Linked DNA regions of Homo sapiens: region 2 is linked to region 1. The links are chromatin loops, found by intact Hi-C in ENCODE. Cell type or tissue: A673. All regions are shown on one strand.

Evidence for each region. Peaks named below come from ENCODE experiments on the same cell type or tissue, not always from the same donor. Only the 100,000 strongest peaks of a DNase experiment are listed, where the experiment ranks them.
Region 2: it touches region 1 in a loop (5-fold over the local background); 2 of 110 quality-filtered maps call a loop at or near these places.

What each region holds. Positions count from the first base shown.
Region 1 is chr4:133,153,370-133,155,869 of GRCh38, forward strand. PCDH10 (protocadherin 10) reads left to right here. Exons shown (of 5, transcript NM_032961.3): 2 at 938-996; 3 at 1,548-1,654. Among named protein-coding and RNA genes, the nearest start is that of PCDH10, 5.3 kb to the left of the region's middle. In A673, a CTCF peak has its summit at 1,466; a DNase peak (open chromatin) is centred at 1,492; H3K4me3 peaks cover 2,350 bases; H3K27ac peaks cover 32 bases.
Region 2 is chr4:133,636,222-133,638,721 of GRCh38, forward strand. No RefSeq gene overlaps it. Among named protein-coding and RNA genes, the nearest start is that of PCDH10, 490 kb to the left of the region's middle. In A673, no CTCF peak of the experiment used is centred here; DNase peaks (open chromatin) are centred at 650 and 1,140; H3K27ac peaks cover 2,312 bases.

The DNA.
Region 1 (2,500 bases):
GAAGCCGAGCGCCCACACAGTGTGAATTTGAATGAAGCTGCGTTGGCACAAACCCCTGTTAAGAGTAAACTAACGAAAGGCTTAAACAATTGTTGTCTTAAATATATCTTTTTAGCTAATAATCACCTTCTTGCCACTGTTTTGGATAAATCACGCTGTTGGCTTTCTTCATAAAAGAATTTGGCTTGTCAATTCTGACTTCTTTTTAAAAGGATGGAGAAGTGACAAAGTCGGAGGGTGGGGGTTGGGGGGAGAACAAAGTTGGTTTATGTGAAAGAAAGCTTGGACCGGAAAGGTGTGTGGGTGGTAGAGGTGGGGAGGCGAATGCAGAGGGCCTTTGGAGGGGAAAAGAATGGGGGTGGTGGGGGGCGGGCAGGATTATGAACTCCTTTCCTGGCAGGTTATTTTATTTGAGTCTTAGATATTATTAATTGACTTTCATGAATATTTGTACAGCTCATTTGTATCTTAAGCACATTTTGAAAATAAACAACAACATAATTCCATGAAATATCCAAACTTTTTGCTTATTGAGCGTGCTGTTTTTCTTGTGTCAACCAGTATGCACCTAAACACTTTTTTAAGCCACTGAAGGAAAAGACAGCAGAATATAAACAGGTTGACTCTGTTAGAGACAATAGTATATGAGCTCTAGCCATGAGGTCATTTGCATTTTCTCTTTAAAAAACACACACACATTTAAAGTTAGCCAATTTTTTTTTAACCTTTACAAGTGACTAAAATGTGGATTTAAGTGTCCCTGCATATCTCCCCTGCCCTTACACAGCAATCACTAGGATGAGGTTTTAGGAGAGCTTGGAAATTCATAAAAATGTATACAATTACTTAAGCTAGATATAGTTCCTAACCTCAAAAGTAGACTGCTAGTTCAACCCATAGCATTCAAATGCTCTTGATTTATTTATTTTTTTCCTAGACTAAACACCAGCGAGCAGAGCTCAGCTATCTAGTTGACAGACCTCGCCGAGTTAACAGGTATGGACTCTTTTTTTCCCTAGCAGTAATGGACAATTTACAACCTAGTAAAAGTAGGAAGTAGGTATATTATTCTAAATTAAAATTGAAATGTATAAAATATTTTCAATTAAGGCAGGACATAAATATGAACTATATTGTGTTTCCTAGACAATACATTAAAAATTATACATTATATTTCATTTATATACAACGCTTAAACTATATTTGAATATTTTGTCAATTTACACTCCTACACAGCTTCCGATAGTCTTCCTCACTGTTCCAAATGTATATTTATATCTATTTTATGAAAATGATATAAACATGTATTTAGCTCCAATTATAGAGTAATGCCTAAACTTTACATGACTTAAGTGCTCAAAATGACTGTTAATCGATCATTTTTAAATAGTTAAGCTTAGGCTATAAAAACTAGCTTTATGCAGAAACAAAGCCAACTAAGAGGTCTGTGAGTCTGCAGCACCATCTGTGACCATGTGGTGGCAGAAGAATGTTTTCTGTGTTTCTTCACCTTTTTTATTCTAATATTCACATTTTTGTACTTCTAGTTCTGCATTCCAGGAAGCCGACATAGTAAGCTCTAAGGACAGTGGTCATGGAGACAGTGAACAGGGAGATAGTGATCATGATGCCACCAACCGTGCCCAGTCAGCTGGTAAGTGTGATCAAAGGGCAATCTAAATGCTAACTTTTATAGTTTTTGTTTTTAAAAATAAACGTAGGAAGGATGATGTCCTAGGCAATTTTCCATAGGTCTAATGCTGGTAACTCTACAGAAAAATAGTGTCACTCTACTTTGATATTTGCAGACTTAAAGAGAATTGTAAAAATGCAATGTTCCTTTGGAGAGTTAATGTTAGGAATTCATTGTAGAGAGTGTCAGAATACGAAATATATCTTGCTTATGTAATGTTCTTTAATGGACACATTGCATACAGAAAGACATAGCTCTCTCACTTGGTCCAGTTACCAGTCTTCAGTCAATTAAGGTATTCTTAAACTTGTTTATGGATGAGATAACTGAAGATAAATAAAATTGATTGACCTGCACAAGGTCACAAGAAGATAAATGGATGATTGAAGACTAGAATCCACATTTCTTGTTTTCCAGGGCAATGCATTTTACACACCACCAAGTATTGAATGAGAAAAGTAATGGTGATTAAAAGTCATTAATGGATTGAAAACAGAGTTTCTAATCTTGAGTCTTAGGCTTCAGAACGTTAGGTAATATGTGATAATGTGTATTTTTTGAAGTGTCCTTGGTTTCTTCATATTTTCAACAGGGTCCATGACACATCAAAAGGTGAACTCTGAGTATATTTGTTTGTGGGCTTGATGGTAGTCACTGATAGGTTTCAATGTGCTATATATTCATTTTATTTCACTTTTCTTTTTAGAAAGTCAAGTTTTATGAGATCCTGGTAACTCTTATTACTAATACTAAAAGGAAACTCTTACATGAAATAAAATATGTATGTTAAAATGAAAATGATTTAAT
Region 2 (2,500 bases), 480 kb after region 1:
TTACAGACCTAAATGTAAGACCTGAAAATATAAAACTCCTGGAAGAAAATACAAGGGAAAATTCACTGACACTGATTTGGCAATGATTTCTTGGGTAGAACACTAAAAGCCCAGGCAAAAAAAGCAAAAATAAACAAGTGAGACTATATCAAACTAAAGCTTCTGCACAGCAAAGGAAACAATCAACAAAATGGAAAGGCAGCCTACAGATTGAGAGAAAATGTCAGTGAGCCATAAGACTGAGAAGGGGATAACATCCAAAATATATAAAAAACTTACACAACTCAGTGGCAAAAACAAAAACTAAAAAACAAAATCCCATATGACTAGGTTATAAAATGGGCAAAGAACCCGAACAGACATTTCTCAAAAATGACATAAAAATGCCCAACAGGTATATAAAGAGGTGTGTTCAATATCAGTTATCAGATAAATACAAATTAAAACCATATGAGATATCATCTCACACCTTCTAGGATGGCTTTTATTAAAAAAAAAGAAGGAATCATTTTCGGTAAGAGTATGAAGAAAAAGAACCCCTTGTATACTGATCGTGGGAATTTAGATTTGTGCAGTCACTGTGGAAAAGAGTCTGGGCGTTCCCAAATAAATTAAAAGTAGAACTACCAGATGATCCAGCAATCTTCCTTCTGGATATATACTTAAAGGAAATGAAATCACCACCTTGCAAAGATGTCTGCACTCCCACATTCATTGCAGCATTTTTAATGATAGTCCAGATAGGAAAACTACAGAGCCGTTCATTAACAGATGAATGGATAAAATATGGTTATATATATATACACACACACATACACAGACACATGCACTAGAATACTATTGAACCTTAAAAAAAGGAGACCATGGCATTCACAACAAAATGAATGAAACTAAAGGGCATTATGCTAAAGGTGAGATGCCAGACACATTAAGAAAGATACTGCATGATTTTATTTACATGTGGAATCTGAAAAAAAATAGTAAAATTGAACATATAGAAACACAGTAAAATGGTGGTTGCAGGGAGGGGAAGGGGAATGGAAAGACATAGGTCAAAGGGTTTAAAGATGCAGTTACGTAGGCTAAATAAATTTAGAGGCCTGATTGGCAACATGAGGACTAGAATTAATAACACTGTATTGTATACTGGTAATTCGCCAAGAGAGATTTTAGTTACTCTCACTAAAGAAAAAAAGAAAGAGAGAGCAAGAGAAAGAGAGGAAGGAAGGAAGGAAGGAAGGAAGGAAGGAAGGAAGGAAGGAAGGAAGGAAGGGAAACTATTAAGCTTTTTTATTTTTCATCTTTGGGTGAATAAAAATAGAATTTTTGCTTCCCACTTAACCCAATTTTTAAACTATTCCCTAATTAGCTAAGTGCTTTGTTGTTCAACACACAATAAAATGATTGGAATATAGGTCTTAGACATAAAAAACTCAGAATATTGGCCAAACCATTAAAAAATCAAATCTACCTTTTCGGGGAAATGTTTTCCTAAATAAGAAGACAGTTATAGTATCTGTACCAGCATATTTAAAAGCAGATAAATATTTTCTTTAAACCCAGAATCATGTCCTACAATGTCTTTCACAATTGCCATATTAACTATTGTTTGGGATAATTAGTTGACACATACACAATTCTGAGCAGTGCAATCACAGATGAACAGCTTCAGCAGTATTACAAAGACTTTGAAACATCCATGGAAAAATAATAAAAGACTTGAAACTGGAATAGATTCAACAGGCTCTTTGCAGTTAACCTTTAAAAATGACATTTGAAGCTATTGAAAAGAACCAGTACGGTAGTTTAAGAAAAATGTGTCATTATGAAACGTTATTCTAAAAAATAGTCATGATTGAACTAGTTTTTCTATCTAGAATACGTACACATTCATATCTTGCAGAAGATTGAAGAGTATTACTTTTCTGAAAGTGAAAAGTACAAAATAATTTCTCGTTCATTTTAATGAAAAATATAAATGATACAGCAACAGTCACCTCTTTTATTACTATTTCTCTATATGAATTTTATTTCATAATTTTTCCTGCGTGCTATATTTGCTTATATGAGGTGCCAAAAGTTTACATAATCAAGAATGCTAAAAGGTAACAACATCAGATTGACCTGCTATTTTAATTGGTTTTGATGAATTAGAACTGTTTTTCCTGTTATTTTGAAATTATCTAATTTTTTAAGAAACAAGAACTTACAAAATAACAGAAGATAATTTTGTACCAAAAAAATAAAAATAGAGTTTATATGCAAGGTATAGGAATGACAGGTATTTTTGACAAAAATATTTGTTTAAAACTTTATAAATTCTCAGTCATCTTTGCCTTGGAAATAATTTGCCTTGCAGTACTGAAGAGATCTAAGAGAAAACCAGAATCTAAAGAATAAGAACAGAAAAACTATATATATGTATATATATTCAATAATATGTATATTCAAGAATACATATATATTCTTGAAACCTCTTTGCTAAATATTTTGTATTAAA